Regions from separate parts of the Homo sapiens genome. Here region 2 is linked to region 1. A link is an interaction called in ENCODE POLR2A ChIA-PET data of the cell type or tissue named here. Cell type or tissue: A673. All regions are shown on one strand. Each heading gives the region's core, and the rest is flanking DNA. Links, peaks and the distances in the headings are about the cores only.

The links. Peaks named below come from ENCODE experiments on the same cell type or tissue, not always from the same donor. Only the 100,000 strongest peaks of a DNase experiment are listed, where the experiment ranks them.
Region 2: POLR2A ChIA-PET joins it to region 1 with 10 read pairs; 5 of 35 experiments call an interaction of 5 or more read pairs at or near these places.

Annotation. Positions count from the first base shown.
Region 1 is chr20:53,952,520-53,968,923 of GRCh38, forward strand. It overlaps BCAS1 (brain enriched myelin associated protein 1), which reads right to left. Exons shown (of 13, transcript NM_001366298.2): 10 at 14,387-14,554; 11 at 4,913-4,978; 12 at 913-1,176. Among named protein-coding and RNA genes, the nearest start is that of BCAS1-AS1, 45 kb to the left of the region's middle. In A673, for the core only: a CTCF peak has its summit at 5,421; DNase peaks (open chromatin) are centred at 8,152, 8,192, 8,312 and 9,252; H3K4me3 peaks cover 1,810 bases; H3K27ac peaks cover 6,110 bases.
Region 2 is chr20:54,039,693-54,056,096 of GRCh38, forward strand. The region is part of intron 3 of BCAS1 (brain enriched myelin associated protein 1); the gene reads right to left. Among named protein-coding and RNA genes, the nearest start is that of MIR4756, 21 kb to the right of the region's middle. In A673, for the core only: no CTCF peak of the experiment used is centred there; no DNase peak of the experiment used is centred there.

The DNA of each region.
Region 1 (16,404 bases), core at 4,646-12,645:
GGAGGCCTTTAGCCTGAGGCAGTCTCCTTACTCCCAGTGTCTATGTAACAAACTGCAACCACATTTAGTAAGTAAACAAACCAAAACCTACCTTATGAGTATCCTTTTTTTTGTAACAAATAGCCATGTTGCAGCCAATCACAAATAGCTGAGCTTCAGCCAATCACAGGCAACCAATTGATCAGACCATTCCCAAATAAGGCAGACAACTCATCACATCGTGACCAAATAAGGCAAACACCTCATTGTACCCAATCAGATAAGTTTTCTACTTTGCTTCCATGTTTGGCCTATAAAATCTTACTGCTCATGCCACTGGGCAGTGCTCTCTGAACCTCTTTGGGTTTTGAGTGCTGCCCAATTCATGAACTGTTCTTTGCTCACAACATAAAGTGTGTTTAAATTTGATTTGTCTAATTTTTTTAACACGTCAAATTGGTATAATATAATGTAAATAAAATCAGCCAATAATGCATTCATTCATTCATTCATTCAACAAATATTACCCAGAGCATCTGCTACGCACAAGACACTGAACAAAACTGATGATGATGTTGATGGTGATGATGACGATTACTTCTACATGCTGATTGCTCCCTAGGTCTCAGGCACTGTGCTAGGTGACTAGATGCAGTATCTCACCTGTTTCATGAACTCTATGAGTTAGGCATCATTATGTATGAACAGATAAAAAATCTGGTTCAGAGAGGCAATAATTTGCTCAAGGTCTCAGCTTGTAAAATGGAGAAGGATTGAACCTGCTGGAAGTCACATAGCAGTTCAAAAACCCTGAGTGATAGACCCGGGATCCCAGTGTGAAGAGCCACATGTAGAATTTGAAAAACTGACTGGGGCAGATGGTGTTGGGGAAGGAGAGAGCCCAGAAAGAAGAGGCAAAAAAAATCCACCTACCAGGCCTTTAAAGAAGCCCCCAAGGGACTGCTGCCGCTTCTCAGGTCTCTTTTGGAGCTTGTCCCCATTCTGCAGTGAGTTCGTGTCCACCGTGGCCTGCTCTGTGCACTGGGCTGGTTCTTTGGCTTCCTGCTTGTTGCTCTTCTGCTTGTTCATCTCGGCTGCTGACTTCTTGTCCTTCGAGGAGCCCTCTTTACCCTTCTGTGGTGCTCCTGTTGGTTCAGGCTCTGGCGGTGTGATAGTCTTTTCTGTGGAGTCTGATGTCTACAGCAATTTCAAACAAAGTACATTTTTAGTGGCTGCAGGACAACTCTCAATAGCAAGGGAATAAATATGTTAAAACAGAGATGTTCAAATGTTGGGTGGTATCTACATTTTCATGAATCCTAGGTGAAATGAATATAAAAAAAGGTAAAATGTGCACTTATGAAGTCATGGTGGGGACATTTATTTAGTTATCTAATAATTCATTAATACATTTTATGCTATCCCAGAAAGCACTCTTTATCCCTTATTCTGGAACCAGAACTTGGCTTTTCCTTGGGGAAACACCCTTCTTCCTCATCTACTCCGTGTGGTCCAGGCAAACTATTTCCACCTCCAGACAAGAGCATGTGACTTAGGCCTGACTAATCAGAGCATTGTATATGATTGGCCAGCTGTGATTGGCTCAGCATAGCCAAATGCAGATAACACTGGAGCTAATCTCAGAGCTTTGCTGAAATGAGAGAGAGGCTGGTTCCCTTTCTGTTAGATCTGAAGCTGTGAAAATGTAAGACTGGAGCTTCCAGAACCACCAATATTTCTAGGGAAAATCTCCCCGAAAAGGAAGCCAACACAGAGAAAATCACAGCTGAGAAATGGAGAGAGAGAGAGAGAGAGAGAGAGAGAGAGAGAGAGAGAGGGACCAGGCATTGATGGTATCATGCGTGCCTCCTAGATCTAGCTGTTCCTGGAGCCCTTTTATGCTTAAGCCAGCTTTGAAGGGGCTACTCCCACTTGCAACCACATGCGAGTGTTTTCCTGGGGATGCCCATTCTTTTCTTCATAATTACATCTACCCTAATTTTTGGTGTGAAATTGTCCTTTTGCTTCATGAAATGGTGGTAAAAGAGATGATTGTTTTATTAGTTTGGAATGTATATCGTTTTTTGTCAAACTGAAAGGTTTACAATCCCACATGCTTCCAATAATTTGATGAGATGAGGCTGTAAAATCCAAAAATCTAGTAAATGCAGGCTGGGGTAAGAATAACCATGTGGATATCTTATTTCTCCAGCTGCAAAAGCAACAAAGGTCCAAAAAAATATTTCTCCAGTATAAGAAAAGCACCAGTTCAAGCAAGGCTGGCTTTGATGTTGGGGAGAAAATTTAGAGCAGGGGAGACTGAATGTTACATGCCCTGTCCAAAGGGCAACAGTTGCTCTGATCCAGCCAAGAGATACCACGTAGGCTTGCAGCCCCAGTGTGGTCAGAGCTTCTGTTGTTTCAAGACAACCTTGAAATTAAATTTTAAAAAATGCAAAATGTCAACTTTTAAATATTGACTTCAAAAGTTTTAAAGCCCTGATTGTGGCAACTGGCAAACACACTTGACCCACCGGATACATGTGTATAAGCATGATTCATGAAGTTATGTACTGTACCCAGGTAAAAAGTTCTACAACAAGGTAGCAGCTTTGATGGAGAAGGCATCAACTGTAGGAGAACTTTCTTTTCACACCAGTGAATCATGCACGCCCCTTAGAAGTAAGCGGGAAGACAAACAGCAGAGACTCCCCGGTCCAGAAGGCCTCCACCGGTGCTCTTCAGAGGGCAGAAGTCCTTGGAGAAAGAAGCAACAGGCATCCAGTGTACCTTGAGAAGCTCTTCTGTAATATATGTCTTGAACACTTCTGGCAGACCCCAACTGTCAGAGTTGCAGCAAATGCTAAGATATGGATGTCCAAGTACAATAGATATCCCAGAGCAGATACTCTCCTTAGAATGAAACAGAAACTCTCACCACAATGCTCTTCAGAAAGGCCAGAAACCAGAGATCCCAGTTCAAATGCCTTGTTAACTGTTTTTGTTGTGTAGAAGATTTTAAGATGCAGTGAGTGGCTAAGAACTCAGTGTCTGGAGTCAGAAGGACCTGGTTTGTTTCTAATTCCACCATAACCTTGCTGTGTGACCAAGGATAAACTGACCTCCTAGTTTCCTCATCTCTATGGGAGCAATAAAAGAAATGACACCTTATGGTGCTGTGAGAATTAAATTAGCTAAAAATGGAAAGGACACACCAGTGTTCTCAAGTCTGAATCCAAGGCTCCGGAAAATAAAATTCCCAATTGGATTCTGAAAACACTCCTAGGTGGGATGTTTCTAGCTTATTTGGATTTGTATGGATGTCATTCCAATTTTAGAATCACCAAGATTATTGGCATAATTCCTTCACTGTAAAATTCCAGACAAAATATACCATCATATTTAAGCTTGTCTTAAAAGCTTAAATATGAAGAGTATAGTAAAAAGCAATATATTTCCTGTTTAAAAATGTAGGATAAACCAATTATTATGGAAATAAAAATACAAAAACATATTTACAGTCATTACCGTCCATTTGTGAGTGTGATATGGGCAACATTATAAGATGGAAATTCCCTATCAGCAGCATAATAGTAATAGTAACATATAGACACTGTTAACAATAGAGTTGTGCCCCCACCCCAACGCATATGTTGAATCCTTAACTCCCAATGTGATTATATTTGGAATAGGAAGTAATTAAGGTTAAACAAAGGCATAGGGTGGGGCCCTGCCCCAATAGGATTAGTGTCCTTATAAGAAGAGACATTGGCAAGCTTATTCTCTTTCTCTCTCTGCCGTGTAAGGACACACAAGCAAGAAGGTGGCCATTTACAAACCAGGAAGAGAGTCCTCACCAGGAACCAAACCCTGCTGATTTGGTTACTCCTTAATCCTATCCTTTCCAGCCACAAGAACTGCAAGAAAATAAATTTCTGCTTTTAAAGCAACCACCTATGGCATTTTGTTATGGCAGCCCGTGCTGACTAATACAGTAGCTAACATGTATTGAGCCCTCTATACCAGAAATGTTCTAAGTGTTTTACATGTATTGATTCATCTAAGTATGACAACCCCATAAGGAAGTACTTTTCATAGCTCCTTTATATAGATGAGGAAACTGAGGTGCTGACAGATTTGGCAATTTGCCTAAGTCACACAGCAAAAAAAAAAAAAAGTGGCTGAGCCAGGATTTGAACCAGACAGTTTGAGTCTACCACTCATTCTTGTAGCCACTTCTCTATATTGTCAAAACTACTAGAAGAATATTTGATGCCATTTTTTGTGGAGGTGTATTTTTAAATTAAAAAAAGAGTGCAGCTGCATGATCCTATTTAAAAAAAGGAACACATGTAGTTATAAATATGTCATAGCTATGTTTCTTTAGAATAAAGAAAATAATGAAAGCAAACTGTGTGACCCCCCGACTCCATGTCTTTATTCTGTTCAAGACATAGATTCTAGTACTTGCCAAACACCATGCAAGGTGATAGAGAAATAGAAGAAGGAGACTTCTTGCTCCACAGACATTCCAGACAGACATGAGAAGAAACAGGGGAGATAAATGAATTATTACAATTTGTGATGACGCTATGAAATAAAAGAACAATATGTAGTTATGAGAGGCAGATATGGAAGGTCTTTTTGAAGAGGTGACATTTATGGCAAAAAGTGAAGGGTGAGAAGAGATTTTTAATGCAGAAAAGAGGGAAGCACATGTGTGAAAGTTTTTTGATAGGATAAAGCTGAGGAACTCTAGCTTGTTCATGCTTGTGTCTGCAGACCCCAACATAGTTCTTGGCATATAGTAGGTGCTTAATCCTGAGATATTAAATGAGTTGGCTGTGGCTGAGAATTTTATTGAAAAGTATACTGTGAAGAAGTGAGAATACACCACTAATCCCACCACCAAACTGAGTTCGAGGTCACTTACTTGGCAGCTGGAGTCTTTCCCATTTATTTCTTCTGAGTGGGTGATCCCTCCATCCCCTTTCACTGACTAAAATAACAAACAGACAATGGCCTTCAGCCACAAGTACAGTGACGTGGAGAATGCAAGAAAGTTCTGAAATGGATGATCTCAGTCATTTATCATTGAGGTTTGGGGTCAAGACAAATGGAAGGCCAACTGGAAACATGTTACTCATTGGATATAGAGATTTCCATGCAATTTCTAACCAGATCTAATTAAATTCAAGTGTTGGCCTCCAAAAATAACAACAAAAGTACTAAATCCTGGAATTAGGCAATTCTGAGATAAATGATGACGGTTCCAATTAATGTTGGAAGCAGGAGATAGTTGAACATATTAAATGAAGACTGAATGAACAATTGACCCATGAGTAGCCTTCCACTGGGAATATTTAGGCTGTGGGTGTTTTATTGTTTTTTTTTTTTTCTCTCCTTGATAGAGATATGAGTTTTGTTTAATATTTCATTTTCCACCCTTTAGCACCCCCTATAGCCAGCAACACCAGTGACAGGGATAAAAGGGGTTGGACTTGACTCCTTAAACTCCACACTCTAAGCTAATGGTTCTAGAAGTATGATTCCAGGACCAGCAGCTTCAGCATCACCTGGGAACTTGCTAGAAAGGCAAATTCTGGAGACCCAGGCTGGATCTAATCAATCAGAAGCTTTCAGAGGCAGAGGCTCAATGATCTGCATTTTAATAAGCTCTCCAGGTGGTGCTGAGGATTGTCTGAGTTTGAGTACCACCGCTCTCAGCAAGTTGGCCATATACAGGTTCAGACTCATGCTGGGGTCTGTGGTTTTAACGGTGCATTTAGTAATGTCCTATGCTTAGTGCCTGATACCTAAGAAACCTGGTGATAAAATGTTCGGTTCTTATCAACAACATTGACTCAGGTCTAATTCCCACACGTTTGATCACTGCTTAATGTCTCCTCTTCCCAGCTAAGGGAGGAGTATAGAGAGCAGGGTTTCAGCCATATGGGGCAAAGAGGAAGACTCCAGATTCCACTGTTATTTATGGCCATGGCTGTTCTCTTAGCAGACCGTAAGAATCCACAACACATGCACTAAGAACAGCCAGAAACATTGAAAGCACTCAAATACTTTTTGACTGATTAATATTATGTATCTTTGTTGTCTGAGCTACGGTGTTCACATTAGAGATAATACAAATTATTATTTATGAAGGATAATTTTTAGTGGAGTGCTTACTAAGTGCTGGGCATTGTGCTAAATGAGATAATAACTTGCATTATTTCATTTATTCATTATGTCAGAACCTTAAGATAGTGGAATTACTTTATTTTTCAGACAAGGAAATGGAAGCTCAAAGATACTAGCATCACCATGGAACTAGCAGGTTTGAGTGCCAGTGTTGGACAGCAGGCAATGACTCCATATTCCACACTCTAAACCACCTCCCCATACTGCCCCTAGAAGGCAAGAGGCACCACTCAATCAATAAACGTTTATTGAGCATTCACTGTATGAAGTTGCTGAATGTTAGATTAAACAAAATGATAAAAGCTTGGATAAGATGGAGGATGACCAAACTCAAATGTGGATGTTTATGGGATGTCCCCTCATCAGGAGTCAACTGTGCTCTTCTTTATTTTTGATATTATTATTGTTTTTAAGAGACAGGGTCCCATTCTGTCACTCAGGCTGGAGTACAGCGGCACAATCATCATTAACAGCAGCTTCAACCTCCATGGTCAAGCAATCCTCCTGCCTCAGCCTCCCAGATAGATAGGACTACAGGTGTACACCACCATGTCCAGCTATTTTTTTTTTTTTTTGAGAGAGAGTCTCACTCTCTTGCCCAAGCTGGAGTGCAGTGGCATGATCTTGGCTCACTGCAGCTTCTGCCTCCCAGGTTCAAGAAATTCTCCTGCTTCAGCCTCCCAAGTAGTTGGGACTACAGGCGCCTGCCAACACGCCCTGCTAATTTTTGTATTTTTAGTAGAGACAGGGTTTCACCATGTTGGCCAGGCTGGTCTCAAACTCCTGACCTCAAATGATCCACCCGCCTCGGCCTCCCAAAGTGTTAGGATTACAGGCGTGAGCCACTGTGCTTGGCCCAGCTATTTTTTAAAAAATTTTTTTGCAGAGACAGAGTCTCACTATGTTGCCCAGGTTGGTCTCGAGCTCCTGGGCTCAAGTGATCCTCCAGCCTTGGCCTCCCAAAGCACTGGGATTACAGAAGGGTTGTGCTCTTTTTAATATACTGCTTAGTGTGAAAGAGGTGGTGTCTGGAAGTTCCGTGTACTGAGGAACATCATTGGTGCAGGTTTCACTAAGATTGACAAACAAAGATCAGACTGTCCTCTCCATAAAATTTAGATCTGTCTACATGGAAAGTGGGTTTTTCCTTCCTCCGTGCCTTGTGCATTGTTCTACAAAGGCCAGTCTTGCTTGAGAAGGTTTAGAAAAAGAAATGAACTGTTGGCTATTTCTTCCCTCCTCATAACCAGCTCTGTCAGCCTTCCCATCACACCCAAAGCTTTGGACACGTAAGGATTTCATTCAGCCTCCAAATTCGGGCTGTGTCGTAAGAGCCCTTCCTACTCAAGCCCATTCCCAAGTGGCCTTTACACTGTGGCTTTGGATCATATCTGTCAACCTTTGGGAATGTTGAGCAGCAAAAAACAAACAAATGCACAAAATGGCTTTTTAGGCAAAAACCGAATGGACATGAAGAGTCACGCATGAGCACTCCACCACCTTCTAGAGAATAAAGTTCTCTCACTTGCCCCCTAGGAGACAGGAATTCTAAACTTCCCGTTAGTTGTTTCAATTTGGCATTCATTAGGGACTCTGTCAATTTAAGGTTTCAATTTGCTTTCTTTCCCCCCATTTCTTTGAGAGCCCTTGGAGAAGAATTGGGATTGAATCAGAAGGCTGTGTTGACAGCAGCTGATCTCAGCTGACATCATGAATCATGAAAACAGACCTCCAGGCTGTCAGGGAGATTACTGCAACAAAGTTCAACTTCTTAAAAAAAAAAAAAAAAAAAAAAAAAAAGAGAGAGAGAGTATCTCAAACTTTTCAGTGATTTTTCTTTATTGCTTATTTTGAGGCATGTAAAGCTGTATGTATGCAAAGGTGACTGAAGTTTGGGTTTACACTTAGAATCTTATTAAATCCATCTGAAGTCACTTCTGTAGCAGCAGTTATTATTAATAACAACTGTTTCCTTCCTTCCTTCCTTCCTTCTTTCCTTCCTTCCTTCCTCTCGTCCTCTCTCTCTCCCTCACTTCCCTCCTTTTCTTCTACCCTTCTTTCTTTTTTCTTTGCAGAGACAAATCAGAATAATTCATGTTGAACTCTGTATTCAAAGGAACCATAAACATAGAAACTTATTTTTTCCAGCTGTCAAAAATAGCAAAGTTACTGTTTAAAGAGACTAAAATTCTTCCAGAGACTATTTAATACTTTGAAGAACAGTTTAAAGACTATGAAGTAATTTCAGAGATTTTCCAGTGTGATATTGAGCAACTTTCTTCATGGAGTTAATTTTTATTCATGACAGTCAAAGGTGAAGTATCTCAGGGCATTCAGCCTGCAGTGTTGAGATGGAATCTACTTGTGGCATTCACGCCTTGTATATTAATGAAATCATTTTTTATTTCTTTCATCTTGTCATGCATTCCTATAGCTTGATACTCTGAGGAATGTTTGAACCATCTCCAATGTATATCACTTAGCTATTCAAAAATCTAGCAAAAGTGTTTGGTGGTCAGTTCACATTTCTTTGAAGGGAATGTTAATGTATTTTGATGGCAATATAATTCAAACACAATTGACATTTAAAAGAAAAAGAATTGGGCTGAAAATTTAATATATGGTGACTATATCTGCAATATTGTTTATCAGACCAGTCTCATGAAAACAAATCCAAGAATGGGATCTACTGAAAATTTCTAGGATCAACAAAGGTAATGGATCTGAGCTTAGTATTTTACCACAATGCTCACTTGAAATGGAATTGGACTAGTCAGGCAAAATTCCCCAGCCAAGGTAAATTTTGTTTTAGTGACAAATATATTTAGAAAACCTATGTGCAAGCTTTAAGTAAGCCATATATTAATTTTCTTCTCCTTTCCCTTATTGTCATTTTAGGTAAGTGCAACAGCTCAATGCATCAAAATGGTACTTCCATAGAACACATTACTAAAGAAATCACAACAATGGAGCATGTGGTTGTTCTACCTTCGTATCCTTTCTGAGAATACCAGCTGCAGAAGCACAGGAAGCAGCAATTACACATGAGTCAAAGGGTGAGCTTTAGAACAACAAAATGACAACAAAACAACAAACTGAGTTGGAATTCTGGCTCTCCCGCTTACCAGCTCCCGGACCGTGGAAAAATCCCATAAATACTCACTAGTCTCTGTGTCCTTATGTCCATCATGGGGCAGAGAGAGCACTTGTTTCCTAGAGTTCTCTATTAATAAATGAGATACTGCGTGCAAAGTGCCTAGCAGACAATAAATAAACGGTAGCTCTCATTGTTGTTACTGCCGATAACTGAAAAGTGCTGAACGACTACAGAGACCCTCTTAGGGTAGAAAGGAATGCAAGTCATTGGTAGGGACAGGAATTGACCAAATTAATGCTTCCTTCAGAAATCTTTCCTTAAAGAGCAAATCAGTATTAACATTTTAATGCTCAGAGAAGAATTTCATATGGAAGACTTTCGGTTTTCTGTTTTGTAACTACCGTCACAGACCACCCTCTTTCCACCTCCAATAGTACATTTCAACAGATTTTGTTAGACTTACTAGATTGAATGTAATTAATTTAAAAAACCCTCTGATTTCATGGCTGCCTCCTCATTTGGACTTTTAATTTACCCATTATTAAAGCTCACAGTATTTCTCTAAGCCTGAGAACATTATTCCAACAAAGATTTTCTTACAAATCTAATGGTCCAAAGAAAGATATGAGGAGGAGTAAATGAAATAAGGTAGGTGAAAATAGTTTGGAGGAGGAAAGCATTTTCAAGTGTAAGGTGTTATTAATATTGACGAAGTATAAAACTGTATCTAGATCTACCACCTTTCTGGTTTCATTTGCCTACCTGCTTTGTGGACACATGAATGCAGTATTCTACCCACTCACTTTATAAAAATACACCAGCACTTCAAATATTCAATTTCTTGACATACAGCTGAATTAATATGTATAAGAATCTTTTCCTATTTAGGGCATGACAGATGTCTTAGATATTCCTCGCAATTGTTTAAAATCCTGCAGGAGCCCGCAGGATTTCTGTGAAGTGCTACATCTCTATGTGTTGAATGCACTGTTAGGACTTACATGATTCTGTTTTCCTTTCCCTAAAATATAGTTATTTTAAAAATGATACTTTTCCTATTTTTATTTATTTATTTAAGACGGAGTCTCGCTCTGTCGCCCAGGCTGGAGTGCAGTGGCGCGATCTCAGCTCACTGCAAGCTCTGCCTCCCGGATTCACGCCATTCTCCTGCCTCAGCCTCCTGAGTAGCTGGGACTACAGGCGCCCGCCACCATGCCCGGCTAGTTTTTTGTATTTTTAGTAGAGACAGGGTTTCACCGTGTTAGCCAGGATGGTCTCGATCTCCTGACCTCGTAATCCACCCGCCTCGGCCTCCCAAAGTGCTGGGATTACAGGCGTGAGCCACCGCGCCTGGCCTCTATTTTTATTTTTATGAGCAGTAAATTTCTAGAGAGAAAAAGATCTCTAGCTGGATGCAGTGGCTCATGCCTATAATCCCAGCACTTTGGGAGTCCGAGGCGGGTGGATCACCTGAGATCAGGAGTTTGAGACCAGCCTGGCCAATATGGTGAAACCCTGTCTCTTCTAAAAACACAAAATTAGCCAGGTGTGTTGGCATACGCTTGTAATCCCAGCTACTCGGGAGGCTGAGACAGGAGACTCACTTGAACTCGGGAGGCAGAGGTTGCAGCGGGCAGAGATTGTGCCATTGCACTCCAGCCTGGGGGACAAAGCGAGACTGTCTCAAAAAGAAAAAAAAAAGAAAAAGGAGGGAAATGCAAAGGATAGAAAGCAGAAAATCAATGATTTGGTGAATCAAAGCATAGGTTTTGCAGCTGAGTTCTCTCTTCCATTAAATCAATTATTTAAACAAATCGATATTTTGCTAACAATATCCAAAATTTGTCTGAAACGTTTATTTATTTGGCTCAACATCCCCAACCGCTCAAAAAACCCTTAGCGATGGGCCAGATGTTGTCTCTATTTTCAAGCTGTTAGGGCAGGTTTTTTCTTTCCTGCATAAATCCGAAGACTTTGAATCAGTTTGGAAGCTATGAACATGTTACTAAAAAGTATTTCCTAAGAATGATTGCTAGAGCCAACTTCCAGAAATCTACCCAATGGGGACATTAACACATGTGCATAGAAGTAAGTGTGTGAGGATCTTCATACAGGCTTGCGAAGCAGCTGAAATAACGTGGGTGAGACACTTGGTGTGTGCTCACTGAATATGAGGATAGAGTTAAAACTAAATGTCTGTTTTATTCTCCGCCGGGGGAGACTGCACCTGTTTACGCTCACTGTTGTATCCCTTGTGCCTGGAACATAGTGGACACTCAATAATTATTTGTTGAAAAAGTGAATGCATGAAATGCAAAAAGTTGAAAACATACCACATGTCCATCCATTGAGCAATGGTTAACCTGAGTATGATAAATCCAGACAATATGATTCAAATAAGTTGTTCTAAAGAATCAGGCGGTTCTCTATCAGGGATTGCAAACTCAAATACCCACAGGGAAAGGGCCGGTAACATAAATGAGTGAGCTAGACTGGGTGTGGCAATAGGGAGTGGTAGGGACTTTAGTAAGCTGGAAAACTCTTCATTTGTTTATTTGAATTAATCACAGTATAAATATAGTGTTGTAATGAAGGCAAAACAGAAAAAAAGACGATAATTAGAATACCTGGAATTTTAAAGTAAATTCCAACAATCAGGATTTAAATTTTGCAAAGATAATGTTCGTGTTCCCAGGCCTTTTCGTGGGCAACTGGTAATAAGAACAATGGACAGCATGGAATCCAATTCTAAGAATCCATTGGGGATTGCTGGGGAAAAGTGTGTCCTCACCTACCTTCATCCCTATCCTATAGCGAATTGATTCCAAAGGACGCTTTTCTTTTCAATTTGTTTCCCTCAGAATTTAGACTTACCCATTTTCTACTGCCAAAAACTTTTCCCAAACAGCATCTAACAGATAGCTCTGGGGGATAAATTTAAGTAATATGAGACCTCATTAGAATTTAAGAATTTGTTTTAGATGGATGCTGTGAGTGGTTTAGAGGTTTTTTTTTTTTTCATGCTTTCTTTGGAGTTTCTTGTACTTTTCCCTGTTTTAAATGAAGGAGCTTCATGTTGGTTATTTGGAAGAGACCATCATTCTATTTACTGTTTTTTTTTTCTGTACCTCTCAATTCCATCCAGAAATGGAAAAGCTGATCACTCTCAATATTATGATGAGATATTTGGGGATCCCATTTGTAAGTTAGATGAGTTGCCGGAAACAGGCCAAATGTTCTTTTCTTTCCTGGCATCATGTAAAAATTGGTTTTAAAAAAAATCTCAAGTCTTAATCTCCATTTTCACTGCCAAATTGCAGATCAAATGGCCAATGAGATAGATGGGGTTTTGGCCATATGGGCCGCCCACAACTGATTCTACACTTTTTACTCCATGAGAATATAACAGGAAAAGAAAATGATTCCTGTCAACAATTTCTAACATAATTATTTCTAATATGCCTCAGTTCCCATTGGCAAGGGTTTTGTTTTGTTTTGTTTTGTGGGCTAGATAGAATTCCTTAACAGGTTGAGCCTGTGAAATTAGAGAGTTGCTTTCTCAAAGGATTAAACTCCAAATACTCCTGAAAATAAAGTCACACTATAATGAAATTCTTGTTTTTCATTAAAAGAGAATTAAACTAATGACCTTTTACATGCATTTTTGTTTTTTGTTCTCCAACTGATTTAGGTTTTGTTGCATTATATTATTTAAGCTCCTGGCTGTTTAGTCATTTAATGTGCATTGCTTTTTATAAACAGTAAATATATCTATCACATTCTTTCTATTCTACACAAATTAAAAGCATGGCTAATTCATCAACTAAGTTATATATTTCACTATTGGAATATTATGTTGTCATTTCCTTATTTAATTTATCTATAAGCTAGTTTTGTCCAAATTTGTGTCACTCACGTCACCTTCAGAATTTTTGCCATATCTTTATATAACTTGGACTATTTGATACATAATCCTTAAAATGCCTGATATTCTTTATGTAAACAAATGTAATTCAAAGAAAACCTCATATCATTACCATAATAAGAAAAGCAGTATCATTGACCACCAAGAGAAGGAAACTTTAAAAATAAATAATAGTAAGCAATAATAGTAACTTCCAGTTAGATGCTGTTGTATGCCAAAATTTGGACGCAACCACAATTAAAAGGCCGAAAAAAAGAAATAGATGTTGGCGTGGAGGTGGTGAAAACGGAACACTTTTACACTGTAGGTGGGAATGTGAACTAGTACAACCACTATAGAAAACAGTGTGGAGATTCCTTAAAAAACTAAAAGTAGATCCACTATTCGATCCAGCAATCCCACTACTGGGTATCTACCCAAAGGAAAATAAGTCATTATCTGAAAAAGACACCTGCACACACAGGTTTATTGCAGCACAATTCACAATTGCAAAGATATGGAACCAACCTAAGTGCCCATCAACCAATGAGTGGATAAAGAAAATGTGGCTTATGTACACCATGGAATACTACTCAGCCAGAAAAAGGAATGAAATAATGTCTTTTGCAGCAACTTGGATAGAGCTGGAGGCCATTATTCTAAGTGAAGTAACTCAGGAATGGAAAACCAAATACTGTATGTTCTCACTCATAATTGGGGGCTAAGCTACGAGGATGCAAAAGCATAAAAAATGATATAATGGACTTTGGGGACTCAGGGGAGAAGGTTGGGAGAAGGGTGAGGGATAAAAGACTGCATACTGGCTGTAGTGCACACTGCTCGGGTGACAGGTGCACTAAAGTCTCAGAAATCACACTAAAGAACTAATCCATGTAATCTCAAATCACTTGTATGCTCACAACTATTGAAATAAAAAAAATTCCAACCCAAGGGCACCTCTTTTTTTGTTAAAAAGTGTTAGCAGGCATTAAAGAAGGGTTAAAGAATATTAGCAATAAACTGAGACTTTCTGTATGATTGAATCAGAAGGAAGAAAGGGAATTTTCTCACTATGCAATCCATATTCCATTCACATTCCATACACACCAGCTACAATTATGTCTCCTACTACCTGTGGCATGAGCCCATTGTTCCCAGAAGCCGCTCTAGGTATCTTAGGTTTCCTATACTGGAAGTAAGGGGCTTACCATTTGTCTGAGAAACGCCATCAGAGAGGTTCTTGGTTTGCTTTCTTCTCTTTTGAGTTTCGCTTCTGTGGGTTCAGGTGCAGCATCTCCTTCGTTGAGGTCCACTGTTTGTAAGGCTGATTCTACTTCCTTGGACTTTATAATCTCTACTGGTGACTCACACACCACCTGGATTATTTTGCCAGGTAATAAGAAAATGAAAAACAAAACATTCCCCCAAAACATGTTTTACAAAGTGGGGTCCTTGTTGCCCCCCTGTCCACATAGTAGCTACAGTTTTGAATCTATGACCATTTCTACACAGGCACATCTTGGAGAAGTAATGCTTATGTTGTACAACGCACCAATTTCCAAGCTCAACTGCCACATTGACATGGAAGTGGCAAAATCCCTTCCCCAAGGGGAAGAACAGATAAGAGGTCCTTTTTGGGGACTGTCATTCAGAGCATGCTCAATACCCAATCAAATCTAGTAAGCCCACCTCTTTAATCTGCCACGTAGGTGAATTACATTTGGCCTGTCTAGAAACCAGGAATAATCATTTTCTTAAGAGTCCAACGTTAGAGACGGTAACCATGACAGCTTCCAGTTCTCTTTCCAGTTCCCCTGCAACTATAAAGAAACTGTCCTCTTTGTAGAAAGGAGAGTGTAAAAACCACTGAATTTAATTGACTTCCTCATTAAGCGATATCTAATTTTTCCCTAGAACAGTCATTTGCCATTTCACTTAATTGAAGTTTATGCTTTCAGAAGAAAAATGAACTTGGCAAGAAACTGATGGCTAAGTTGTTCGCGGCCCTGGCCACTGTACCTAGTGAGCTCGATTTCCTCTGCCTCTGAGTGTCTGTGGCGGCTTGGATGGAAGGGCCCATCTACCACACTCTGCTCTCAACTTGTGTTCTTTTGCAGTGCCTCACTCCATTTGTACAGGGCCCCAGTCACATCTGGGACAGTTTCTGCATTTGTGTTGTTCCCTGCCACAGGACAGAGTGAATTGGCCAGGAGAGGTTTTTTAATTTCCTTTGTTTCCTCAGGCAGGGGCTGGCAAAATACTACCAAATCCAGCTCAGTAACTGTTTCTGTGTGGCTCCTGGGCTAAGGATAGTCTTTACCTTTTAATTTTATTTATTTATTTAAGAAATGAGGTCGTGCTACGTTGCCCATGCTGGCTTTCAACTCCTGGGCTCGAGTGATCCTCCTACCTTGGCCTGCCACGTAGCTGAGACTATCAGCACACGCGACCACGCCTGATGGATTTTACGCATTTAAAGCGTTGGAAGAAATATTTTAAAAGATAAAATGTATGGGATGGAGACCACAAATGGCCTATGAAGCCTGAAATATTTACTATCTGGCCCTTTAAACCACATGGCTTTCATCTGCTGCCTCCCTGGAAAGTACCATAGAGTCAAAGGCATCTTCCCACTTGTCTTTGCTGGGCCAGACCCCTAGCTTCTTGGAGCCTTGTTCTTGGTGTCAGGGGGTAGGGGAAGGGGACTTAGTTATTTCCAAAAATATCGTCTGCTGAGAAACTATTTTCTTTCCCATCATACAGAACATACCATTGGTTTGCAAAATGACCCGAATTTTCCAAATCGAGAAGAACCCTTAGTCTCTGTATTGCCATTTGATTCAGGGAGTTGCCCATCAGTAAATCAGCATGCAGAACACCCCAACATTTGGCAACTAAATCACATTTCTTAAGCTAAATTAAATTTCTTAAGCTACTGACACAATTTCTAGTATTTTCTTTTTTGTAAACAAAAACGGAAGTTGGGGGGTTACAAACTCAAAAGTCCTCAGGAGGCAAGGCAGAGAATATCAGCATGGATTGACCAGACCTAAGACCAAAAGTAGTGACAGGGATGATGACAAAGTAAAGTCAAGCTGTCCCATCTAAAGATGTTAAATGATTAAAAATGCTGGATTGGCCAAACAAAACCTATTTGTGAGGAAGGGTCTGCTGCTGGGCTGTTGGCTTTGGACCCCAATCTATCTTTAGGAAACGAGGTGGAGAC
Region 2 (16,404 bases), core at 4,902-12,901, 87 kb after region 1:
TTTATAAATCTGATAATAATGTACATTTAACCCGTGTTTACAACCAAAATAATTAATCTCTCTGAACCCTTTGTTTTTCCTGTCTCTATCCTCCACCCTCATTGCCAGATAAATAACATCTGCAACCTGATGTGGCATATTGAACTTTGTTTATACTCACACAAACACGTATAAGCATCCCAGATACACATATACAGGGACTGTATCTGTCCTTGTTGTTTTTATAGAAATTGGATCACATTAGACATATTTTCTGATGACTTTTGTACATTATAGTTGGTCTTCACAGTCAATAGCTCCAAAGCTATCTTATCTTCTAAAATAGCTGCATAATATTCCTCAGTATGGATATACCAAAAGATATTTAAACCATTGCCTAATCAATGAATATCCTGGTAGTTTCCACATTGTTTTTTCCATTTCCACTATAGTGGAATAAACTTTCGTGTTCAAAAATCCTAAACTGGTGCTATATTTCTATAGAATAGAGGCACAGATGTAGAAGTGTTACCCTCAAATCAATATGCATTTAGTTTTGAAAAACAGACACTGCCATATTATTTTCTTAAAAAGGCTCTACAGATTCACATTTCCAGCAGCAATGAGTGTCTCAAGCACCTTTTAAGTGGTAAGCAGCTTACCAGGGGAGGTGGCCTATTATTCTATCAGTGGCTTCAGTTGTTAGGACACCACGGGTCAGCTGTGGAGATACGGTTGTGGGGCAGGTTGAGTTCAGGACACATAGAAGATTGCCAAAGGGTGACTATTATTACTTTGAGACTCTGGAAAAATTAGCCAGGAAACAGAGACAAGAGGCTCAGGGTGCAGCAAAGCAGCCAAATCAGGATGATAGTGTTTTCTTTGGAGCAGATATACTAATGGCCAAGGAACTCATAAAAAGATGCCTAATGTCATCTCATTAGGGAAGTGCAGTCAAAGCCACAGCATGATACGTCTTCACACCCACGAGGATGGCCATAATCAGAGAGACAATAACCAGTGGTAGGGAAGATGTGAAAAAATCGGAATGCTCATGCATTGCTGGTAGGAATGTGACATGGTGCAGCTGCTTTGGAAAGCAGTTTAACAGTTCCTGGAAAAGTTAAACATGGAGTTACCCTAAGACCCAGCAATTCCATTCCTAGGTAAGCAAGAAAATGAAAACATATGGCCACACAAAAACTTGTACACAAATGTCCATAGCAGCATTTTCATAATAGCTGAAAAGTGGAAACAACCCAAATATCCATCAATTGGAAAAAGGAAATCTAGCATTTGCATATAATAGAGTATTAATCAGCCATAAGAAGAAACAAAGCACCGATCCATGTTATATCATGCTTTATACTTGGAAGCATGGTACTAAGTGAAAGACGCCAGACACAAAAAGCAAAATATTGTATGATTCCATTTATATAAAGTGTCTAGAATAGGCAAATCCATAGAGGCAGAAAACAGATTAGTGGTTGCCAGTGGCTGGGAATAGGGAAAAAACTCAGCGCTAAAGGGTAGGGAGTTTTGTTTTGGAGTAATGACGATGTTCTGGAATTAGACGTGGAACGATTGCACACATGGTGCAAATATCCTTAAAATCACGGAATTGTCACTCTAAAAGGTGAATTTTATGGTAGGTGAATTGTACCTCAATTTGTAAAAAGAAGAATTAGATAAATAAACAGCAACACAGCACCAAGGGGTGGGGGTAGGAAACAGACAACAAATAGGAGTGAAGAGTTCACAGGAAAAGACATGCAGCCAGCTTTTAAGCAGAAGAAAAGATGTTTGGCCTCATAAATAGTAAAATAAAAGCACAATAAAATTATGACACTTGGCTTTCCCTTGCCAAATTGGTTAAAAAGGAGACAATTGATGACCCCAGTGGAAAGCGTATAAAAAAAGAGCAGCTGTGGCTGGGTACGGTGGCTTAACGCCTGTAATCCTAGCACTTTGGGAGGCCGAGGTGGGCAAATCATGAGGTAAGGAGTTCAAGACCAGCCTGGCCAACATGGTGAAACACTGTCTCTGCTAAAAAACAAAACAAAACAAAACACCAAAAAATAGCTGGGCGTAGTGGCGGGCGCCTGTAATCTCAGCTACTTGGGAGGCGGTGGCAGGAGAATCATTTGAACCTGGGAGGCAGAGGTTGCAGTGAGCCGAGATTGTGCCACTGCACTCTAACCTGGGCAACAGAGTTCAGAGTGAGACTCTGTCTCCCCCAAAAAAAAAAAAAAAAAAAAAAGAACAGCCATATAGATCGTCGGTGGGAGTGTAATTTGGCCACTTCTTTGGAAAATAGCTCAGTAATATCTATTAATACTTAAAATTTCACAAACACTGTAAGTCTAACTTCCACTTCTAAAATGTTATCCTAGAAATAAAATTGCATAGGGGTACAAAGGCTTACGTATGGAACTATTTGCTGGACTACTGTAGTTGTGGCAAAAAACTGGAAATGACCTAAACGCTTATTAGTAGAAACCTGGTTAAATAAATTATCATATGTCCTTGAGGACACAGGGACACAAAGAGGGGAATGACAGGCACTGAGCCTACTTGAGGGTGGGAGGAGGAAGTCGATCAGAAAAAATAACTAGTGGGTACTAGGCTTAGTACCCGGGTGAAAAAATAATCTGTACAACAAACCCCCATGACATGAGTTTACCTTATAACAAACCTGCACATGTAATCTGAACCTAGATAAAAGTTTAAAAAAATAAATAATCATATGTCCCTACAATGAAATATTCCACAGGCATTAAAATTCCCCAAGGAATTTTAGTAAGGAAAGAAAAAGCTGTGCCCAACAGCACGTACAGTATGTTTCCATTTGTTTTTAAAAAATGGTGTCGGGAGGTTGAGGAGACAACTTATAAATAGACATGCCTGGGATACCTCTGGATATAAGAAACTGTAAAGTATTTACTTCTAAGGAAGGAAATTTGGGATGGGGCTTGGGGAGCCATCAGAGTTAGGGTGGGGATTTTTTCTCTGCCTTATCTTATTATGTATATCGCTCAGAATGTTTGCTATGTGTATGCACCTACCCCATCCATTAAGAAATGAAGAAATAATGAAAAGAAAAAATGAAAGTAGGGAACTAGAAATGAGAGGTGGGATTCAAAGTGGACTGAACACTTGACCTATTTCCCAATTTGCCTAGGGCTGGCCCAGCAGCGAGGCAGGTTCTAACCAATGAGCATCAGCTTTGAATGGAGGGGCTGATAGGCCAGGTGGGCCCTGCTTGCTGAGAGTGTCATGGCCTTAGGGACATCTCCATGTTGCAGAGTCTGAGCCTCTGCTTGGCAAATTCAGAAAATCCAGCTTTTCTTTTTATATCACCTGGAGCTGATGTAACTCTCAGAAGGCATTTTTAAGAGGACTCATGAATTAACCACATAGCCAACTTACTGGCTTAAGACTACGTGACAGAAAGCTGCAAAGGGGGCCAGCCACTGGTAACATCCCACCACTGTCCCTCTCTGTGGAAAACACAGATGGGATGCACATTGTGACGGGCAGGATGCCTGGAGAGCCCACAAATCTGCAAGCACAGCTGAAATTGGTTACAGGATTTCAATGTTTCATTGCTTGAAGCTATGATAACTTGATGATGATGATGATGATGATGATGATGATGACGATGATTTTTTTTATAGCCATCTTTTTAGAGGGATTTGAGGTAGGGAAAAAAATAAACCTCACACTATCGGAGGTTGCCAACTATGAGGTCTGCTGATGGTTTGGCCAACACAGTGTTTATATTTTTTTGAATTGGGAAATTTCATTTAAAAGTCCTAAAATCAGGCTGTTATTGAAATATCTTATTATTGGCTCAGGGTTTCCCAGGGCAGCCATCCTTGAAGCTGTGTGGAGCCCTATAAACAAGGACGCTTTCCAGTTCCCTGCAAACTCCATTTCATTCAGAGCCTTGAGCCAGTTCTTACATGGTCCTCAGACTTGAGCTAGTGCAAGAATACCCGGGAGGGGTTGTGGGAACAGATAGCTGGGCCCCACCCCCAGGGAAGGGGGTGTTTCTGACTCAGGAGGTCTGGGCTCCGGCTACAGAAACTGCACATCTAACCGGTACCCAGGTGATGTGATGCTGCTGGCCCAGGGACAACTCTGCGAGTCACTGCTATTGGGCACTGCTATTGCACCCACACAAGGAGGCAGGCTCTGCTTACATTTTTCAGTTCTTGTTCCCAGAAACATTTGCTCTTTGGGGTATGCTTTGCATATAATGGATCCTACCCACTAATACAGTATGCTGCTTTTATTGATAAACTTCCAGAAACTTGAAGCGCACCTTACCATTTCTTTGATCTCGCTGATTATTTTTATTTTTGTTAAATGAAAATTGTTGGTAAGTTCTTTTTGGTGTGGTAAAAGGATATGAAAAGCTGATTTTAAAAAAATGTCCACTCTAGGATTAGAATTGTAGGTGTGTTTATTCTATTTCAAGATCTGGTTAAAATGCACCTTGAGGAAAAGAATTGAGTGCAGCTGTTGTTATTTCTCAATGCTGTTTCTCTTTTCATGTTTTTTTCATGTTGTCTCTTGGTCTGTCCTATCTCTCTTGGTCTATCCTCCAAGACAGAGATGAGTGATCTTGAAACCCTGCCCATGTTTTTATCTTTGGAGCCCAACTGTGCTGCCTTGTTTTCTTCTCCATCCAAAGAGGCAAAGAGAAAGTTGCATATTACTCAACAGCAGTTGCATGACAGTTAAAATCAGACTGTATGAGTCATGGAACAGTAAGTTGTGTCCAGAGTATCTGTCATGGTAAGTACAAAAAAGTCCTTAAAAATTTAAAACAGAAATGCCAATGTTTTATTTTTGAAAAATGTGAAGAAGAAATTTTCCGGCCGGGCGCGGTGGCTCATGCCTATAATCCCAGCACTTTGGGAGGCCAAGGTGGGCAGATCACCTGAGGTCAGGAGTTTGAGACCAGCCTGGCCAACACAGTGCAACCCCATCTCTACTAAAAATACAAAAATTAGCCAGATGCGGTGGCACGCGCCTGTAATCTCAGCTACTAGGGAGGCTGAGGCATGACAATCGCTTGAACCCAGGAGGCGGAGGTTGCAGTGAGCTGAGATCATACCACTGCACTCCAGCTTGGGCAGCGGAAGGAGACTCTGTCTCAAAAAAAAAAAGAAAAAAAGAAATTTTCTAAGTGTATTCCAAATAACTTTTAATATTGGATAAACATTACGAGTTTAAAAATACTTATGCCAGAGGAGTGCTGTGACTCGTGCCTCTAATCCCAGCAATGTGGGAGGCCAAGGAGGGACAGTCACTTGAGCCCAGGAGTTTGAGACCAGCCTGGATAACAAAGGGAGACCTCATCTTTACAAAAAAACTAAAAAATTAGCCAGGTGTGGTGGTGTGTGCCTGTGATCCCAGCTACACAGGAGGCTGAGGCAAGAGGATTCCTTGAGCCCTGGAGGTCAAGGCTGCAGTGAGTGATGATCATGCCATTGCACTCCAGCTGGGTGACAGAGCAAGACCTCATCTCAAAAAAAAAAAAAAAACAAAACAAAACAAAAAACTTACGCCCAGGTAAAAATTGTCAGAGAAAAATAAGAAAAAAACTGAATGCCCAAAATTAGCATAATGGCTGAATGAATTATAGTATGTCTATACCTTGAAGTACATTGTAGCTTTAAAAAAAATGAATTAAAGTTATACCAGTTGAATTTGGAGTTGAGATGGGGAAGATTATTACAATTAAAAAAAAACAAACACTATTAATGGATGTGCTGGGAAATGTCTGTATGGGGCTAGTTAAAGTAAATTAAAATAAAGACCAGACCTGAAGAATCCCTGAGCGGACAAAGCCTGTTAGACCACATAAATGAGCTAAACCTTGCTTGATTTGCAGACATAAGCAAAACAACTCGAACTGTTTCTTGTAAATGCCTATGCTAAAGAAAAACAGAACTTGAGCTCAACCAATCAGAAACAGTCAACAAACTTAAAATTATATAACTGGGTACCTTCCAATGAGATGATCAAATAAGGCAACTGTGTAATTGTAACACATCAAACACATTTTATATTATGCCTCTGCATTTTCCCTTAATTCTGGCATGTAATGCTTTGTCATCAAAACACTAATTCCCTTTTGGTTTTCTTTTCTCAAATTAATGAATTGCCTCTATTCAGATACACTCTTTGAAATTTTATTGTGTCTCAGATTTGTCTTTTACAAAGTATAGAACAAAGAGAAAAATATGAAAGAAGAAATATTAGGTTGTTAGCTTGGGTGTCCTTGGAGGGGGTAGGGAAGATGTGAGATGAGGAAGAAGCCAATAAGAAAAAGAAAAAGACAGGTTTCACCAAAACAACAATAACAGAAAATATGATTGCATTTATTCATATATGTTAATTGGTATGTATGTAAGTATATATGCATGTAAAAATAAAATACAAAGAATTAAAATGCATACTAATAGTTATTTCAGTTATCTATGGCTGTGTAACAAGCATCCCCAAAATGATTGACTTAACCACCATTTTATTAGGTCATGATTCCATGCATTAAGAATTCAGGGCCGGGTGCGGTGGCTCATGCCTGTAATCCCAGCACTTTGGGAGGCCAAGGTGGGTGGATCACGAGGTCAGGAGTTTGAGACCAGCCTGCCCAACATAGTGGAACCCCGTCTGTACTAAAAATACAGAAGATTAGCTGGGTGTGGTGGCGGGCACCTGTAATCCCAGCTACTTGGGAGGCTGAGGCAGGAGAATCACTTGAAGCTGGAAGGCAGAGGTTGCAGTGAGCCAAGATCATGCCACTGCACTCCAGCCTGGTGGACAGCGCGAGACTCCATCTCAAAAAAAAAAAAAAAAAAAAGAATTCAGGCAGATGCCAGGTGCAGTGGCTCATACCTGTAATTCTAGCACTTTGGGAGGCTGAGATGGGCAGATCACCTGAAGTCAAGGAGTTCCAGACCAGCCTGGCCAACATGGTGAAAACCAGTCTGTACTAAAAATACAAAAATTAGCCAGACATGGTGGCACGTGCCTGTAATCCCAGCTATACAAGAGGCTGAGGCAGGAGAATCACTTGATCTGGGACGTGGAGGTTGCAGCAAGCCAAGATCGTGCCACTGCACTCCAGCCTGGGTGACAGAGTGAGACTCTGTCTCAAAAAAAAAAAAAAAGAATTCAGGCAGAGAGAGGATAGGATCAGCTTATTTCTGCTCTATGATGTCTGGAGCCACAGCTGGGGTGCCTTGAAAGGATGAAGATGGCTGGGACGGCTCACACAGGGACATATGTCTGGAGCTTTAGTTCTGGCTATGGGCTGGTTCCTATGGTCCTTCCTCATACGGCATCTATTAGCTGAAATGCCCATGATGTCTTCTTTAATCACAGGTCTGGTTCCTGGACTGGGATGGCTGGAATATTTGGGAACTGGCTGGGTACCTCTCTCTTGCCTCATGGCTTCTTCATGTGACTAGCTTGGGCTCTCTCACAGCATGGCAATCTCAGGGTAGAACTTCTGATATTGTGTCTAGCCTTTCTCAGAGCTAGTGTTGCAAGAGACAAGGCAGAAGCTCCGAGTCTTCTTAAAAGGCTTCTTGAAAGTCCTGTGTCATCCCTTCTACTACATACTGTTGGTTATATAGGACCAGCCCAGAGGGGACTACACAGGGGTGTGAATACCAGGAAGCATGGGTTATTGCGTGGTGGGTTGTATGTGTGCATCTTTGGAGACTATCAACCACAATAATGCAATAGGGAAGATAATTTTATCTAACAGGAATTCTCCACTAGACTTTTTGGTGAGAAAAAGCACTGAGTTTGAGAAGGATGAGATTTCCCCAGGGCTCTTGCTCACTCCCAAGGAAGACAGAGGCACAAGGAGCTGTTGGGCCATCTGGGAGAGCCAGTGTTCAGAACTCTCTGTTATTACTTTAGACTCAGTGGTGATACAGTGCAATGGAGGGAAAGAAGAAAGGAGAGTGCCTGTGAGTGTTACCAGTGGAGAGTTGTCCAGGTTCTTGGTGTTTTGAACAAAAAAATTGGACAAAATGCACAAAGCAATGAAAGCACAGATTTATAGAAATGAAAGTACACTCCACAGAGTGGGAGCAGGTTTGAGCAAGTGGCTCAAGAGTGCTGGTTACAGAAATTTCTGGGGTTTAAATACCCTCTAGTGGTTTCCCATTGGTTACTTGGTGTATGCCCTATGTAAATGAAGAGGATGAAGGGAAGTTACAAAGTTATTTACTTGGTGTACACCCTATGCAAATGAAGAGGATATTTCCTGCCATAGCTGAAGTGCAGTTACATCCATAGTTGAGCATAGAAAGTTGTGGGTTTTCTGCTTGATTTAGTTCTAGGAAGTCCTTAGCTTCCCCGCCTCCAGACCCTATTCCCCTACCTCATGAGGATGGGGTGTCTCACAGAGTTTCAAGGTGGAGAGTTGAGGATAGGGAGCCTCTTGAGTGAGAGACATATAGCAATGTGAGGAGAGAGAAAAGTGGTGTTTAGGATGTGAGTTAGATCTCCTTAATGTCTTTTGAAAGGCCAGAGTGAGGATATGAACTACTTTCCTTTGCTCAATTCTAATAATTCTTTGGAATCACCTCTGGCAGACACTGTTTGTGGCCTGCCCAATAGCCAATCGTCTCCAGCCCCAACCATGTATTATTATTATTCACTTGCATCTCAAAGAGATGCTTGATTCCCAGTATCCCATGCAGCTGGTATGGGCCATGTGATGTAGCTCTGGCCAATAAGAGGATGCCTACATGGTGGCAGAGGCTTCAGGGAAGGATCCTCCTTCCTCGCATAATACAAGGAGAAAAAAAAATGGTGGCAAAGTTTGGCCTTTCCTCTCCTGCTTTTGGATCCCATGATGTAGAGATGTGATGTTTGGTTCTGTGACAGCCATCTTGTGAGCAGGAGTGACACAATTGGCTCATGTACTTGGTGTTTTGATGAGGCTGTCAGACTGCTGTACCAAATTTAGAACTGCCACCTCCAGACTTCTTGCTCAAATTAAAAGTGCTATTTACTTATCCAGGGTTGCATTCCTTGAAGCTGAGTGCAGCAGAGTCTGGGAACTTGCCCTTCGGCCTTATTATTTTATTCCTCTGCTACCACTGGCTTAATATGCCACTGTTCATTGATCAACCATTTCTAAGTCTTTAGTGTATCTCAGGCCTTGTGCTGAGCTCTGGGACCCTCATAACAAGAAAGGATGGCAAGCGTCCTGCTCTCAGGGACTTTTACTTGAGTTTGGAAACAGATAAAAAATAAGATCAATTGGAGGGAAATAGTGGACACTAGGAGAACACATGTATTTGCTCCCTTCCAGACAAGTGCTGTTGCCTATATTTTTTACTACATCAGGGAGCTATGCTTTTTGGCATCAGGTCTCCCATTCCACTTTGACTAGGCATTGATATTGGCAAATGCTTCTCTTCTCACTCATTATGTTATTGGCAGGAGCACTTTTCTCAAGTTAGAATTTTCAATCCAATAAAATGATTCCACTTACATCTTTTTTTTAAGAAAAGCAAAATTAGTCTATTCTTTTTAGGAACAATGACTAGGAGCAAAAAAGGAAAATACTAATTTTAGAAACCTTTTATCCAGGTCAAACATTCCTTCTGTTTCTGGAAAATGACGTGTCCTGGCAGGGAAGGCATGTCTTAGTCTCTGCCATACGTTAGCAGTGAGGCCTGAGAACTAATGTCATAAATTTGCTAGAAAGGAATCAAAGAAGGCCAAAAATCAGGCATTTTTATTTCTCCAAAGATCTATGAAGTTTTAGGCATAAATAATATGCAGGTGGGAAAATCTGGTCAGGTGATATGTCAGGGAAAGCCAATGGTAAAGAATAAGTATGAAAATAGCCTCTACTTTTTTTTTTTTTTTAAATAGAGATGGGGTCTCTATGTTGCCCAGGCTGAACTCAAACTCCTGGACTCAAGCAATCCTCCCACCTCAGCCTCCCAGAGTGCTGGGATTTTAGGCGTGAGCCACTGCACCCATCCCAATAGCCTCTACTTTTAGTTTTGCCCGGACTCCTTTATTTCAGCACTTTTATCTTGTGCCAGCTGCTGTTTTTAGAGCTCCCCTACAAAGTTCATACTATTATTCCAGTTTTACAGATGAGACTCAGAATAAACTTCCTTGCCAAGGTTGTACAGCTAGTGAGTGGCAGAGCCAAAACCTATGCTTGGGTCTGTTAGAGTCCAATGCTTGAGAGGATATGGTTCCATTTCCGATTGCTGTAATGAATTATCCCAAATGCCCCAGCACAAATATATTACAGTTCTGAAGCCTGTAGGTCAAAAATGGGTCAGCTTCTAGAAGCTGTAGGGGAGAATCTATTTCCTTCTTTTCTCTGGTATCCAGAGGTCACCTACATTCCTTGGCTTGTGGCTCCATTCTCCAGCTTCCAGTCCAGCAGTGTAGCATCTTTAAGCCTCTCTCTCTTTGTGACATCTGCTCCCATAATCACACCTTTTCCTACTCCAACCCTTCTGCCTCCCTCTCATGAAGACCCTTGTGATCACACTGGGTCCACCTGGATAATCCAGGATAATATCATCATCTCACATTCCTTAGTCACATCTGCCAAGTCCTTTTGCCATGTAAGGTCACATACTCATAGGTGCTGAAGATTAGATGTGAGCATTTGATGGGAGGAAGGGCACCGTGCCTTGTGCTGGACTCTTAGCTATAATACTCTGTGGTCTCATACATGAAGAAATTGCATAAGTAAGTTGCACTCCCTAGTGTATGCACTCTCAGTGGGGATGGTATTAATCCCAAGAGGGCGAAAATGGTTCTATGGGAGAGGATGAACAAAACTCATTCTTTTTACGTATAGAGCACAGATACAGTACATACACAGATACACGTCAGTGATATTACAATTTCATGAATGGGATGCGCTTAGCTCTTAATGCATTACCTCGTCTAGTCCTGGATGTCACCTGCGAGGCCAACGTGTCATCTCACTTGCCCACCTGCCTTCTTTGCCCTGGCCGTCCACGCTCTGCCTCCCCTTGCGTCCCTCCCCAACACCTCAGCTCTGCTTGAGTGAGAAGATGACTCTGGGGTCCCCCTTGAGAACATATGTGCCTTTTAAAACTATGTTTTTGTTATTGAAGAACAAATGTTAACTAAATCACATCAGCATTAGCTGCACTCTCACAGAGCTTGGTTTTATGCTAATACTGGCCATCTATCTCTTTAGGTGGGTCTTTTGCAAAGAAACAAACTAGAAAACAACTATATTCTCAAGGTGGTAAAAAGCCTTTTTAGGTATTTCCTTCCCAGAATCTCTAGGCTTAGGCTTTCTCTTCTCTTTTTAGCTTTTGAGTGAAAAAGGTAAGGAGCAGCCGTCATTCTCCTTTCTTATTGGTGGGAAAGTGATTGTTGCATATTAATAGGGGTTGTGGCACCTCCGTGGTAATGTTTCACTAAATGGAACAGCATATTCTCTTTCTAGGATGATTAATTTTGTGTGGCCTGACAGTGGTGTGTGGGACTAAATGTTCTGTCCTTTCTAACTGCCTGATCTCTGAGCCATGGGAGATTGAGTTTCTCCTTCACAATCCACCAAAGTTTGCATGTGAACAAAACAGGGGATCTCTGTACGCAACAGGAGGGTGATGTGCTCAACTGTGAAGTGTGGTCCTACTTGAAGTTGTCTGATTCAATGAGATGCAATAAATTAACATACCACATGTATTGGGGGGAGGTGAAGAGGTACCAGATGACAGTCTCCTGAGGTCTCCCTCTCTTGGGCAGTATATGGGAGGAATGGGCTGACAAAATAGCTAAGAGATGTCATCTCTTCACAAAACACCTCCCCATCACATTACTTTCTTTTGTGCAGACTCCTCCTGCCCCCAGTGATGAATCCAGAGGAAGCAAAAGAACTGGTTGAGCAGAAGACACCCTTCTAACATAGCAAATGATCTTTCCCCCCATTCTTTATTGAATTTATTTTTTTTCTTTAGTTGATGTGAGCTGCTTTTGACTATGCTGGTTTTTTTTTTGTTTGTTGTTGTTGTTGTTGTTGTTGTTGTTGAGATGAGGTCTCTGTCTGTCTCCTAGGCTGGAGTGCCGTGGCACGATCTTGGCTCACTGCAACCTCTGCCTCCCTGGGTTCAAGAGATTCTCCTTCCTCAACCTCCAGAGTAGCTGGGATTACAGACGTGTGTCACCACGCCCAGCTAATTTTTGTATTTTTAGTAGAGACGGGGTTTCACCACGTTGGCCAGGCTGGTCTCAAACTCCCAACCTCAGGTGATCCACCTGTCTCGGCCTCCAAAAGTGCTGGGATTACACGCGTGAGCCACTGCACCCAGCCAACTATGCTGATTTTTAAAAAACTTCATTGTACCTTAACAGCATTTACAAAAATCAGATTTATCTGATTGAAGTATAATTCACATACAATAAAATCCACCAACTTTAATAGCACAATTCAGTGCATTTTGACAAAATATGCAGTCATGTAGCCTCCACCATGATGAAGGTATAAAGCTTCTCCATCATTGCAAAGTTTCTCGATGCCCCTCTGCAGTGAGTGTCTCAACCAGCCCCAGCCCCTAGCAACCACTGATCTACTTTCTGTCACTACATTTGTGCCCTTTCTAGAATTTTATATAAGTGGAATCATGTAGTATGTTGCCTTTTGTGTCTGGCTTCTTTTTCGTAGTATAATAATGTTGAGATTCATCCATGCTGTTGCATTGATCAGTAGTTCCTTCTTATTTATTGCTAAGGAGTATACCATCTGCTATAGCCTGAATGTGTCCCCCAAAATTCATATGTTGAAACTTAGTTACCATGTGATCATATTAAGAGGTGAGGCCTTAAGGAGGTGATTGAGTTTAGAGGGCAAAGACCACATAAATGGAATTATAGACTTTATAAACGGACTTGAGGGAACTAGTTAGTCCCTTTCCTGCCCTTCTGTCGTGTCTGCCATCTGAGGACACAGCATTCCTCCCCTCTGGTGGGCACAGCAAGGCGCCATCTTGGAAGTAGAGAACAGGGCCCTCACCAGACACTGAACCTGCTGGTGCTTTGATCCTGGACTTCCCAGCCTCTAGAACTAAGAGAAAAAAATTTCTACTTTTTATAAATTACCAGATCTATGGCATTTTGTTATAGCAGTACAAACAGATTACGAGACCATTGTACGGATATACCCTAATTGGATTATCCGTTCTTCTAATGATAGATATTTTGCTCTAATAATTCTCAAGATATTTTTGGGTTCAAATAAAACAACTATTTGAAAAGGATGGAGACAAATTGAGGATACTAATTTAAACAATTGCATTTTGGCAGAACAAGCACATAAGCCTCTCACCCAAAGTTTGCAAGCAAATGTGTTTGTCTTAGTGGCATTGCAGGTAAATCACATGGTATGTTGTTTTAACATCATTAGCAACCTACTCCAAAACGGGACACTCAAATAACATCTAAAATTGGTGAGTTAAGCTAGAAATATAACATAAGCAAAAACTGAGACATTTTGATTTTTTAATATATTGTTACTTAAGATGAATAATAATACCAAACTTTTGAGAAAGATCTCCAATCCACATGGATTGTATTACTTAATGTTTGTTTGATATCAAATTCCCATGGTGGTTTGCTCTTACTAAGAAAAAGCACTCTACACGATACATTTCTTTCTAGGAGGATACAGAATGTAATTTCATGTTTTAGTTTAAAAGAGGTATTTTCCCTGATTGATATCTCTCACATTGTATCGAAAGACAAATAAAAGACTTACAAGGCATAAGGGATGTAGGAAAGACTAGTTTTAACTTTTGATCTTAAAGTTCCAAAAGATATGTTAGGCAGAAATAATACAGTTAACTTCAAATAGCAATGGCAGTCTTTATGTCAATTGACATTAAATCCAAGACAGAATAACTTTCCTTATGTGTTTACCACATGCCAGACACTGTTCTGAGAGTTTTAGGAGTATCAACTTATTTAAACCGTACAATAACTTAGAAGCTTTGGTCCTATCATTATTATAATTCCCATTTTACAGATGACAGAACAAAGAAGCTCAGAAACCTGCCCAAGCTCACATATTGGAGCCATGATTCAATGTAGCATTCCAGCCTCTTTGGCTGTTTGCTTAGCCATGGTACCATTGCTGCTTCTAAATAAGCCTTCATAGGAAATATTATTGGATGCCAATGGTATTAGTCTGTTCTCAGGCTACTAATAAAGACATACCTGAGACTGGGTAATTTATAAAGGAAAGAGGTTTAATGGACTTACAGCTCCACATGGCTGGGGAGACCTCACAATCATGGCAGATGACGAAGGAAGAGCAAAGGGATGTCTTACATGGCAGCAGGCAAGAGAGCATATGCAGTGGAACTCCCTTTTATAAAACCATCAAATCTCGTGAGACTTATTCACTATCATGAGAACAGCATGGGAAAAACATGCCCCTATGATTCAATTACCTCCTACTGGGTCCCTCCCATGACACGTGGGGATTATGGGAGCTACAGTTCAAGATGAGATTTGGGTGGGGACAGAGCCAAACCGTATCACCAATGAATTGTTTTAATTGTAATTTTTGTAAGTAGGAAAAGTATAGATAAAAAGAAACCAAACAGTCAACTAGATTTCTATTTACATATTTTTCCAATGACTTTTCTATACCTCTATACATATATGTATACACCAATAGAGATCAATAGAAATGTGCATCAAAAGACATGGTCAAATAATTCTCTCTGAAGGACAAGAAAGGGTCACCCAGAATTTCACTTTTATACCCCTTAAAACTGCACTGAAAATTATAACTTAGCTAATAACCTTAGGAAAACTGCATGAGGACAACAATAAGCTTAAAAGGGGTAATCACTCTAAAGCAAGTTTCACAGGTTGAAGATGTCAATGAATAACAGGCAAAATTGCTACCTCGGGATTAACTGGGACTCTTTACAAACTCTCCAGCAGTAGCTGAGGATGTTGACAGCAAGACTGCCAGGTGTGAGGGCGAGGTACAAATAACCCATGACTCAGAAATGTGTGTTTCTTTTCCCTCGTCATGTGCAGGTGTTCACACGGCAACTGCTGTCTCAGACTGTTGTCCTACGTTTCAAGAGAAACCTATTTCCCTCCTTTTGGGAACATCTTTGTAATATACATACATATATATGAAATATGCATATATATATGTATATCTCAAATATGTGCATACATGTATGTGAGACATACACATATATGAGATATACCTATGCATATGTGTATCTCATATATGTTAACACACATGCATAATATATAAAAAACATAAATATATTACAGGTGAGAGAGGAAAGAAAAGAGAAAGTGAGATGGAGGATGGAGAGAAGGATAGAGAAGAGGCTTTCTCAATCCCAACAATTTTTCCCTATTCATTCCTTGCCCTTGCACTCCATATTAAACATAAGAAGATAATTGAAAACAAACAACCCGATTAAAAATTGGGACAAAATGAGAATGTAAACTGGCGTAGTCATTATGGGAAATAGTATGGAAGTTCCTAAGAAAGTTAAAAAATAAAACTACTATATTAGTCTGTTTTTCACACTGCTGATAAAGACATATCTGAGACTAGGAAGAAAAAGAGGTTGAATTGGACTTACAGATCCATATGGCTGGGGAGGCCTCAGAATCATGGCGGGAGGTGAAAGGTACTTCTTACATGGTGGTGGCAAGAGAAAATGAGGATGATGCAAAAGTGGAAACCTCCGATAAAACCATCAGATCTCATGAGACTTATTCACTACCATGAAAACAGTATGGGGGAAACTGCCCCCATGATTAAAATTATCTCCCACTGGGTCCCTCCCACAACACATGGGAATTATGGGAGTACAATTAAAAATGAGATTTGGGTGGGGACACAGAGCAAAACCATATCAACTACCATATGATTCAGCAATCCACTTCTGGGTATATCTAAAAAAGTGAAAGAAGGGTCTCAAAGTGGTAGCTGTAGCCCCAGGTTCATTGCAGCATTATTCACAATAGCCAAGATATGGGAATGACCTATGTGTCCATCAGTGGATGAATGGAAAAAGGAAATATATATATGGACACACACATATACATATACATGTGTGTAAATACACACACACAACAGAATAGTTATTCAATCATACAAAAGAAGGAAATATTGGCATTTGAAACAACATGGATGAACCTGGAGGACTTTAGGATAAGTGAAATAAGCTAGACACAGAAAGACAAATACTATATGATCTCACTTTTATGTGGAATCTAAAAAAGTTGAATTCATAGAAGCAGAGAGTAAAATGGTGATTATCAGGGGCTAAGGTCCAGGGAAAATTTTGGTCAAAAGGTACATACTTTCACTCATAAGATGAATAAGTTGCA